2 separate regions of the Homo sapiens genome follow, and region 2 is linked to region 1. Evidence: chromatin loops called from intact Hi-C (ENCODE). Cell type or tissue: Caco-2. All regions are shown on one strand. Links, peaks and the distances in the headings refer to the core of each region. The heading gives the core; the rest is flanking DNA.

The links. Hi-C counts contacts between places; a loop is a spot of excess contacts. Peaks named below come from ENCODE experiments on the same cell type or tissue, not always from the same donor. Only the 100,000 strongest peaks of a DNase experiment are listed, where the experiment ranks them.
Region 2: a loop joins it to region 1, with 8 times the contacts of the local background. A loop is called at or near these places in 1 of 110 quality-filtered maps.

Annotation. Positions count from the first base shown.
Region 1 is chrX:18,617,040-18,623,555 of GRCh38, forward strand. It overlaps CDKL5 (cyclin dependent kinase like 5), which reads left to right. Exons shown (of 18, transcript NM_001323289.2): 16 at 2,828-2,927. Among named protein-coding and RNA genes, the nearest start is that of RS1, 52 kb to the right of the region's middle. In Caco-2, for the core only: no CTCF peak of the experiment used is centred there; a DNase peak (open chromatin) is centred at 3,512.
Region 2 is chrX:18,761,318-18,766,479 of GRCh38, forward strand. PPEF1 (protein phosphatase with EF-hand domain 1) reads left to right here. Exons shown (of 16, transcript NM_001377996.1): 6 at 213-259. Among named protein-coding and RNA genes, the nearest start is that of PPEF1, 56 kb to the left of the region's middle. In Caco-2, for the core only: no CTCF peak of the experiment used is centred there; a DNase peak (open chromatin) is centred at 1,994.

The sequences.
Region 1 (6,516 bases), core at 2,307-4,806:
TTTTCTCTGTTTCTTCAACACCTAACACAGGGCCTGACATGTATAAAGTACTTGCTGAATGTTGGTTGAGTGATTCATTGGATTTTAATTCCTTCCTTTCTTTAGGTGAATCTTTGGAATTGTGTCTCCTCTTGGACCCTTATGGAAATAGCTGTCATGTTAGATAACGTTAGAGTCCCATGCCTGTGTGCCTGCTTACCACTTGTCTCATTGCCCTCCTCCCGTACTGTTTTGGTCCCAACTGCTGCTCTGGAGAAGGTGCCAGGTGACTGGATGAATAGTCCTTCTCAAAGCTTCTGTCTCTGAGATTGATGTGAACCCCCTATTTACCCTTCTTTTGTGCTGCTCCTCTTTACCCCACTCAGCACGAAGCTGCTGTCTTCCAGGTGGAATCACAGGGGCCAGAATGCGCAAATGAGGGAAATGACCAACCACACCCTTACCCATATGGCTCAGTTCCAGCTGTCAATGTATAACTCATTCTGCATTCCTTTATACAACACAGCTTTTCAAGTGCCTTTGTTCCAGCCAGCCTCTTTCCATCTGTCTCTGAGTCACTCTGTCAGCCTTTTCTCCCTTCCCTTTCTGTGTTAATTCTTTGGGTATGTATGTTTCTGCATAGCTTCTCGCTTGTTTTGTTTTTCCTCTCTGACATCCTTCTTTCTGTCTTTGGTGATGCAAACACACGCTTCGCTCCTAGTTTTCACCCACCAGTTCAAGGGTAATTTATTTCTTTTTTTCATTTGGCCTCTGGGATCTTTCTCTGCCTGGATCTTTGAAAATGTCCCAATCATTCCTCTATCCCCACCTGGGCTGTGGTTTATCCAGTGCCTCTTGAAAAGCCCCTGTAGAGGGTCTTTGGCCCATCTTCCCTGTGTCCTGGGGACCCAACGATGCAACATGCAAACTGCAAACATTGAGCTTTCCTTTTATTACCCTCCCCTTCTCACTTTCATCTTATTCACCGTTTCATCCTGCATAGATTCTCCTCTTACCATGCAAGATCCTACTTCCTCCTAGGACTGGTGTCTCAAGCCTTCATTTCCTCTTGTGCCAGCATTAACATTCTTACAGTAATGCCCATTCACATTCTGAGATGGCAGTCATGATGAATATGTCTTCCTTAAAGATTTGCTGGATTGGCAGAAAGCACTTTTACCCTCAACACACCTGTGGTATTTTGTGAGACTTTCATTCTGCTTGGTAAAAACTTCTACCCATTAATCTGAATATTCTGTTGTGCTTCTAGGTTGTGTTTTTGCAGATAGTATTGTGGAACGACATAGCTTTTTCATAAACGTATAATTCTTTAACCTCTAGAAGTTACAGAACGTTAAAAATAGTATTGCCATTTCTACTAGATGCTCTCTGAGGCTCCTTTCCATCCAGAGTCATGCTTTTGTGATTCCAGAAAACCCCACTCTTCTGCAGTGTTCCTTACCAATGGCAAGTGACTGAATGCTGTGTCTTGGAGTTTAGCTTACGACAGTCTGTCTTTAAGCCCCATGCAAGAGGGTTTCATCTCCTTAATTGCAAAAGAACTTGTCACAAGAAACTTTTACCAAATTCCCAGGGCCTAGGCCCAGTCTGTCATTGGGTTTAGAATGTTTTTCGCAACAATACAACACTACATTTAAAGACTCTTTTGGCTGGCCGCGGTGGCTCACACCTGTAATTCCAGCACTTTGGGAGGCTGAGGTGGGCAGATCACTTGAGGTCAGGAGTTCGAGACCAGCCTGGGTAACATGGTAAAACCCTGTCTCTACTGAAAGTAAAAAAATTATCCAGGCCTGGTGGTGCATGCCTATAATTTCAGCTACTTGGGAGGCTGAGGCAGGAGAATCACTTGAACCCGGTAGGTGGAGGTTGCAGTGAGCCAAAATCGCACCATTTTACTCCAGCCTGGGCAACAGAGCAAGACACTGTCTCAAAAATAAATAAATAAAAATAAAGACTCTTAAGTTTTCAACACTTACCCATTTCATCATGTCTGAAGTTTTCTGGCTTTCAAAATTATAAATGTATCATTCTGAGTTCAGAATACCTGGTGGTGTCAGTGGTATCAAGCTTAATGTCAGTATTTTCAGTTAGAAGCTTTTCCCCCCGCCCCGTGAAAGCTTTTTTTTTTTTTTTTTTAAAGAAACAGGGTCTTGCCGTGTTGCCCACACTGGTCTAAAACTCCTGACCTCAAGCGATCCTGTCCCAGCCTCCCAAAGTGCTAGGATTACAGGTGTGAGCCACTGCACCTGTCCCTACATTTTTTTCTTAACTATTTTTATTTAGTTTTAATAAATACATAAAAGGTTTAATAAGTAGGATATTTCCAGTTTCTGGCAAATTTTTACTTTCATTCAAGATGTTTTTATAGCTGTATTGATCTTTATGTTCAGTATCTTGACAAGTCGCTAATAATAAACTTGTCGAGCTGGTTTTTAAAAGGTAAATAGAAAAATGAAGGTAGGTGTTGAAAATGTTTTGCTCTTTCCCTTGTAGAGTTACAGAAAAGCCATCCTTTAAGCTGTGTACTTTTCATAATCTCAAACTCTGAGGTCTTCAACAGCATGGAAATAGTCTTGCAGCAACAGTTACAGGTCATATAATGCTCAAATTGCTCTTTTGAGTGAGCCTGTGCCAGAGGATAATCACTAACCATGGTTGATTAAATTTAGTTCCTCCTGTGCTTTTTTAGAGGCTCTTTACCCAAGTGTTTGATTCTTCCCGGCTATAGGAACCTAGTGTCATGCATTTTCAGTCCTTATTATATTTGTCACACAATGGCAAGAAAATGATTGAAAAATCAATATGATAAAAATGTCTTCTCATTTAGGAAAAGTCCTGAAAATATTAGTCATTCAGAGCAACTCAAGGAAAAAGAGAAGCAAGGATTTTTCAGGTCAATGAAAAAGAAAAAGAAGAAATCTCAAACAGTAAGTAGATGACCAGTTTCTATATATAATAACATGTTTCTGCATTATTCAATGGATACTTTACACTTTGCACTTGGCAATCAAAGTTGATTGTTTTCTTATTGAGACTTGACATTTTTGCACTGTATTATGTCTCTTTCTGAAATTCTTTACAACTATCCTCTCAACAGAGCCTTTTCTACATTCAACAGAATCTCCAGGAATAGAAGAAATTTAATTTGGATGACAGAGAACACTTTAAGCCTTTCTCAATATACTTCTTATCTATGTGGGCTTATATTAATGTAAAAACTTTGAAGACACAGGATTTGTTTCTCTCTGGGGATTTAAAGATATGCATAAACTTAGGAAATGGGTTTTGGTTTACTTTTAAATGTTGAAATTTGTAAATAACCATCATTCCTTATTCTCTCCTGGCTGGTTACAGAATTCCTACGTTGCCAGGTGTGTTTCTGAGTTATATAGTCACAAAGATCGTATCTGGGATTTTAGGGCTTGCGTTAGAAGGAAAATATGTTTGCCTTTTGATCGCGCTGTGGGTTGGAATGCACCTTATCTCCTGGGAGCCCTTTGCCTGAACAAAGAGCTGGCTCCATGGGACCGTTCACATCACTTCACTGAACCACCCAAGCAAGGATCCTGCTGGTTTAGTGACATGAGAACCTTGGGGAAACCCGGCCTGTAGGACAGCAGCAGGAGTAGTTCTTCCCCTAGATGAGGCTGCATCCCCCTTTTCTTTATGACAACTTCAAGGCTAAACAAGGTAGAGTTAGCCGTTTTTATTTATTTATTTATTTTAGAGACAGGGTCTCACCCTGTTGCCCAGGCTGGAGTGCAGTGGCATGATCTCAGCTCCCTGCAACCTCTACCTCCTGGGCTCAAGTGATCTCCCACCTCAGCCTCCCAAATAACTGGGTGCACGCCATCACACCCAGCTAATTTTTTGTATTTCTTGTAGAGACAGGGTTTCACCATGTTGCCCAGGCTGGTCTCGAACTCCTGAGCTCAAGCAATCTGCCCACTTAGGCCTCCCAAAGTGCTAGGCATGAGCCACTGTGCCTGGCCTAGTTAGCCATTTTGAATGGTTTTGGTTCTAGTTTTACTTCATACGTAATTTATTCTTATTTATTTGAAGAGGAAAAAGACACAATCAAAATGGCCTGTTCAGATGGACTTCACTGATTTCATCTATAAGTTTAGTAGATTAGACCCAGTGTTTCTGAGGCCCTTTCTATTATGAAAATTATAGAATTATGACTCAATGGGAAGTAGATTAGGTAGATGTTCATAGCAATGTGTATAAATAACCTGAAGTAAGCATTTTTATCTCACAGATGTTCTAGAAATGTTAACAAATACCTTCCTAGATAATCTTTCTAGATCATTCTTTCACTTGCTTGCTTGTTAAATTTATGTATTTCCTTATAAAATAAATATGAGTTCATTATAGAAAATTTGAGAAAAAGAAAAAGATCGTTTTAAATCTTAATACCCTACCACAACTAGTATTAGGATTTTGGTATATTTTCCTCCAGCTGTTTAGCCTATGCATATGTTTGTGGCAAGAAGGTGGGGTTTTTTTTTGTTTGTTTGTTTTTTAAGTTTTAAATTAGAGCAATCCTTTTAGTACGATTTTGTATTCTGGCTTTTAACAGTTTATCTATCTATATCTACATGCACAGAATATGTATGTTACTACAAATACTTTATTATCTTCAATCCTAATGGCTGCATAATATTTCTGAAGTAGTCATTAAAAAAACTGCCCATATTTTTAACTGAAGCTTACTTTTAAAGTGTCAAATCAAAATGCCACTCAGTCAGATACTACTATAATTGTTACTTAAACTGGGTGAACAAATAGACCTGATTTAACATAGGAATACTTAAAATGTTTAAAGTGTTAATAAAACTTTTATCATTGTCTGTAGAACATGTTTCTCTATCATGAGCGTTAAACTTTGGCTACCTCCTGACCACTGTTATTTTTATTTTGTGGTTTTTGTTCTAAACCACAGGTCTCCTGGCATTGTGGGGTGATTAAGTGGTAGAAAGTAGGAAAGATTAAGGAATTGAAGGTGTTTTTGTATATAGATTTAGATTTTGATGTTTACTGTAGAGCAACATTAAACCTAAAGTCCCTGGCTCACTGTGGCACAAGTAGAGTATACATGTTGGCTGACTTTATTATTCAGAATTTAGTTAAATTTTAGATATTTTAGTAATATAGATTAGAGTAAAAAGGAAAATAACCATTCTCTAACATCCTCTCGACTTAAACTTTTTATTAGGTTTTCATAAGTTTCCTTTTTGATATTAAAGTAACTGTAGAATATCTCTGCATAGGCCATAATGCCTTAAGCTTTACCAACCCAAAAGTTGTTTGTATCTCTGCATCTTTTAATTAAATGAAACATAAAATTTAAGGGCTTTGGGATTTCCAAAGAGCGCTCAGTACAGCCTTCCAAACCTCAGAGTCCTACGCCTGACATTGGGTTAACTCTGCCTACTTTGAATGAGCATTTAAACTGTTAATAGTTTTTCACTTTCTAGAACTCAGCAAAAAGAAACTACATAGAATAAGCTTCAAAAGATTTAAGGCATTGTGGCCTTTGCATAAGATTCCAAAAGAATGAAAATCTGATGCCCAGTGTACATAGAGACGCATGACATGTTAAAGCTGAGGTGGATCCTAAATCTAGTTGAATTTTTTTATTCACTGGTATAGGAACTGAGCCCAAGCAAGTTGTGGGCTTGCTTCAAAGCCCAAAAATCACATAATCAACTGGGAGAACCAGAACTGCGTTCTCCTAAATACCAAGTCCAGGCTCAATTCATACCATGGACCCGCCTCTGTGGGGAGCCTCTAGGAGCTCTCCTCTGGCCTCTTCAGCGATGCAAGTTAAACTCTTCCTCGAGGTTCCTGTCATTGGAACAAGAAAATTTGTGGGATGTTTTACTCAAATCCCTTTTTACATATACCCTTAAAAGATTACCTAAATACTTGAATACCTTCATAGACATTCTAGTTCTCTGACAATTGAGATATCCAAAACAGGGAAAAGTGGTGACAAAAAAAAATAATTCTGTATTGTAAAGGTGCCTGCTTCGACTCAAGCAAATCTGGAAGCTGCCTTGGGAAATCTGGCTTTGGTTACATATCCAGAGTTACATAAGTCCTCAGAGCATATGGTGACTTTGCCAACTTGGTAATTGTATCCTAGTTAGTTAGTATCTCAACTTGTGATGATGCTTCCATTTAAATATTGAAATTTCTGTTTCTTCTCTTTGAAAACCAGTATCTGAATTGTGCTAGATGTTTTCCATTGGGTAAATATTTCTAGCAGTACAGAACAAGGCCTCTTACTCAACATTAGTATCCCACCACAGTGATCAATACCTCTTCCTAGTGATGTTTTCAGGCTTAAAAGTTGACCAAATTCGAAAGGGTTTCCAGTATGTTGGGATTTTTTTTCTCCTAATAGGCAAATTACATGGTAGATTTTTTACTTGCTGAAGTCCTCTCTAGCAATTAGGAGAAGATTGAAGTTTATCAGTAGCTCTTTAACACAGTTCTTTATAACCATAT
Region 2 (5,162 bases), core at 581-3,080, 140 kb after region 1:
GAAAAGGTAATTGAAGCACTAGATGCTGTCCCCACTATAGGAGAGGAAGAGAAGAGTGCTGTGGAGACAAATTGCCTGTCAAATTAACATCGTCATAGGATAAAAACCCAATGCCCTGAGAACACTTGGAGTGGATCAGCAGTATTTCACTTTTAAAAATGGGCATTGCATCTTGTTCTCTACTGAATACTGATTTTTCATTTGCACTGCAGGTGATTTGCATGGGAAACTGGATGATCTTTTTTTGATCTTCTACAAGGTAAATGATGATTTTGCTAAATATTAACATTTTTCTTGGGGGAGGGCAGTCTTAGGGCAGATAACAATATTAGTTTTACTAGAGATATGTACTAATACAGATATAATGTTACTGTTTTTAACCAGGAGGCTCAAAGATTTGTAGAGCCATATCTTTTTTTTTTTTAACACACATCTCATAAATTTTTAAAAAATTGTACTTTGGGTCTTCATTCTACATTATTGTTGTCTGTGTATCCATTAGGATTTGTACCGGATTGTATTTATTGTCTTTATCGCATCATAAATGTCTAGATGGTACAGGATGGGGAGGGATGCAGTCTGTTTTATTTTAATTTTGTTCAGGGATGAGCATGTCACATACCAGTCTTCTCTTCCAGTGCACACTAATTATGCATGAGTGGAGTTGCTTATGATAAGGAATAAGTTCCAGCATGCTCTCTTTTCTCCCCTGATTCGCCATCCATGGGCTCAGTTGTTCTTCCAATGCTGTGCCTCCTCTTCATTTATTGCATTTGGCTTGTGAGAGCCAGCACAGAGGGCACAAGACTGCTTGGCCAGCATGGATTTTCTCTGCATCTCTTTGATTGGATTTTTTTCTGTCTCTGGGCCAAGAGTTACAGCCTGAATGTTTGCTTCAGGGATGGCTGACTGCATATGGAAAACTGATCTTGAGATCCCTGCCTTCACAGCGGTTACCCCTTTACACTGGTCTTCTGAATGTCTCTTTTTGATTAATGCATTTATTGTTCATCTACTCCTGTGACCCCCACAACTAGCATGTCAAATAATTGGGCGTAGCGTAGGTATCTCAGATGGGTGGAAAGAAAATATATTCTGATTATTATTGTTACCAGAAAGGGGTCCCGATCCAGACCCCAAGAAAGGATTCTTGGATCTCGCACAAGAAAGAATTCAGGGTGAGTCCATAGACTAAAGTGAAAGCAAGTTTATTAAGAAAGTAAAAGAATAAAAGAATGGCTACTCCATAGACAGAGCATCCCCAAGGGCTGCTGGTTGCCCATTTTTATGGTTATTTCTTGATGATATGCTAAACAAGGGGTGGACTATTCATGCCTCCCCTTTTTAGACCACATAGGGTAACTTCCTGAGGTTGCCATGGCATTTGTAAGCTGTCATGATGCTGATGGGAGTATAGCCGTGAGAATGACCAGAGGTCACTCTTGTTGCCATCTCGGTTTTGGTGGGTTTTAGCTGGCTTCTTTACTGCAACTGTTTTATTAGGTTGGTGCAAAAGTAATTGCGGTTTCTGCGTGCTCTGGTTCAAACACCTCTAACATTATTGTTCCTGGACCAAACTGAGGGTTGGGCTGCTATTTCTCATGGCCCAATAACGAGATACAGATGAACTGGGAAGGAAGAGAGTTTTTATTTCTGTAAGTGGCTCCAGGGAGAAGGCCTGGAAATTATCACCAGACCAACTCAAAATTAGAAAGTTTTCCAGAGCTTATATACCTTCTAAGCTATATGTCTACGTGTAAGTGTGCACTCATCTAAAGACGTAAGTGATTAACTTCTTTTCATCTATAACTAAGGTCTGAGTCCTGAAGACCTTCCTCTGGAGCCTCAGTAAATTTACTTAATCTAAATCGGTCCAGGTGCTGGGGTGATTACCCTTATCTTGTCTCCTGCTAAATCATGGAGGTTTGCAGAGTTCCTTCAGACCCCCAATCAACTTGTTTGTGGAGGCCTGGGGAGTTTCTTCACATCCCCAGTAAAACTTGTTTAATCCTAAATAGGTCCTGTTAAGAATTCCTTCGTTATCTTGCCATGCTTTAACGCCCAGGAAAGGCCTAGACAAAACTCTTGGTGGGCTTTTGTTACATTCCAGCCTTTGTATAGGGCACTGGCTCTTTGAGCTTTTAATATTTAACTGAACCACTCAGTCAGTACTGAGACAGTTGTTATGGAGGCCTGCGTTAGTGAGACCTGGCCTGCCACATTTTGATGACCAATCAGTTCCACTCTTTGAGGCTGTGAGAGCTTGAGTAAGCCATACAACCTCCATGAACTGCAATTTTTTTTTTCAGCTGCAATATTATCTTGAGCTTCCACCCCATAAGAGGTTGTATTCTGGATAAAATAAGTATCCAAAAGCATTTTTAAAATAATAAATTATAATAGAAACACAAGGTTTTCACTTCATGCATTAGATTAGCAGCTTGGAAGGGAAGAGGACAGGCCAAACCAGGAGTGGGTAGAGCCAGCACCTAGGAAGAGGTTCCGTTGAGACTTCAGCAGGCCCAAGCCAGGACGTAGAGTGTGACTGTCAGAGAGTGTCAGGAGGTGTCCCAAGTAGCAGATTGGTGTAGGAAGTCCAGGCGAAGGTTTGCTGGCAGGGAGCCGAGGGGGCTGGTGAAAGAGCAATTCTGGACATCAGCCACAGAATCTAAGCTGGGTAGGGAAGGAAGAGAAGCCAGGATGGGCCAGTCAACTGGGAGAAGTAGGAGGGTAGTAGGACTGGAATGCTGACCGACTGTGTCAGGGAGCAGGCTGACTGCAGTGAGGGCCTTAGGAGGTAGGATGGTGGGAAGTGCAGGGGGAGCAGTCCCAGGGCAAGGGATGCCCTGGGGTGGAGCCTAGAACATGGGCAGCCCAAGCCATCGAAAGAGAGTATTGGCGATGAGGTGGGCAAGGACCTGGAAAGCAGGTGTGTTCAACAGTGGGGGGCACCACGTGGACCCAGATGAGGAGCAGGGGAAGGAAGTTTAGTCAGAGGTCATGGGCCTGAAAGGAGGGTGGTGGGGTGTTTCTCTGTGAGCAGCCCTGGGGGCAAGCAGAGCCTCCCCTGCTCCTGGGCCTGAGGTGGGTGTCCTGGGGATGGGTGGGTCCTTTCCTTCAGAAGGGCTGCAGGAGTCAGGAGTGCTGCTGTGCTCTGGAGGAAGCCCAGGCCTATGGAGGAGAGAAGCCTTTCTGAATAAGTTGAAGGTGGAAGGGGCTTCATTGACCATGAAATGGAGATTCTACTGGCCCCACTGGAGTGCCATGGGAAAGGTGGAAGGATGGACAGGGGATGGGATTTATTTAATTTGGGACGTAGCTCCACACCAAATGTTCAGAAGTGCGGTCCGGCTATTGTTGACAATTACAATGTGAGGAAGGAGGAGGGGGCAGGGCATGTGGAGAACAACAACAAACCTGGTCATTCTTTATCTAGAGTCTTGAGAAATATATAAAAGGGCAAATAGTTGAGTAAATTAAATCGGGAACGTAGTCACTAAATTCCAAGGCATTTAGAAAAGAAAATTTCTTTATTTCGTATGAAAGTGCGATAAGGGATAGGACTCTGGAGTAGACAGATGAGAAAAGAGAATTCTAACATATTTCTTTAATTCTGTCTGCAAAACTATATGGAACATATAAAACTGGAAGGTGCTAATGTAAAGATTGAACAGGAGGAGGTGGGTGGTAAGAAGTACTATAAAAGGAACTAAAGGTGAAAATATAGCATTCAAATGCAAGCAAGATATATTTGGAGAGCTAACCAATGACAGTGCTAAGGAAATGGAGATTGCTAGCCCAGTGATGAAAGACTAGGGCACTATTATATTTAGGATGGATTTGGGTAGAGAGGTGAGAGGGATGTCTGGAAAACAGAAGTGTGCAAGAGCCATGGATTAGAATTCTGGCAGGCGTGAGTGAGAAGAAGGTAAAATGCATCTTGGACATGGAGTGAACCACATACACCAGAATCTCGAAACTGCCTGGTTTAAGTGGGGAAACCGAGGGAAGAGCCATTGATGACAGCAAGTTTCCACTTTAAGAAACTGAAAAGAGATCTAGTGTACAACACGAGGACTATAGGTAATAAAATTGTACCATATATGGGATTCATGCCAAATGAGTAGATTTTAGCTGCTATTGCCACAAAAAAACAAAAATTGGATAACTATGTCAGATGATGGATACTTTAATTTGCTTCACTATAGTAACCTTTTTACTATATGTATGTATTCTGTAACATCATGATATATTATACCTTGAATGTACATGGTAAAATTTATTTTTTAAAAAAGAAGAAAATAGCAACAATGATAAAGCAATGGGGAAAATAGCTGATCAATAATATCATTAGTATTTTCAACAGCGGTACAGCAGAAAACCCGGAAACTATATTATTATTTTAAAGGAATTTATAATAAGTGAATAAATACATTACTTTCATTTATCTAGAAAAAGGAAAAAGGCCGGGCACAGTGGCTCATGCCTGCAATCCTAGCACTTCAGGAGGCTGAGGTGGACGGATCACTTGAGGTCAGGAGTTCGAGACCAGCCTGGTCAACATGATGAAACCCCTGTCTCTAATAAAAATACAAAAATTAGCCAGATGTGGTGGTGCGTGCCTGTAGTCCCAGCTACTCAGGAGGCCGAGGCAGGAGAATCGCTTGAACCCGGGAGGTGGAGGTTGCAATGAGCCAAGATCGCACCATTGCACTTCAGCCTGGGGGACAAGAGCAAAACTCTGTCTCAAAAAAAAAAAAAAAAAAAGAAAAAAGAAAAAAGAAAAAAAGAAGCTGGAAAGGTAGTGTACTTAATGGTGTCTCAGACGGGAGAATGACACGTAGAGCTTGGGGGTGATGGTGCTTGGTCGCTTAGCTTATAGCAAAAGAATGTCCTAAGTTAAAAGCAGGGAAATGAAAGGCTGGGACACAGAGATATCTGAGGAAGCCCCGACCATCTGATGATCTCTGATTTACCAAAGTCAGGATTTTGCCCTTTTCTGTCTTATTTATTTTTGTCTGCAGTTTAACTGGAGAATGATGATAGTTTGCATGGATGTACTGTGGCCTAAAAGCATGAATACAGGCTGTTCTGGAAACAGTGTTTCTATATAAATATAAATGACAGTGATACCCCACCTATCCCAATGTCAAACTTCAGCC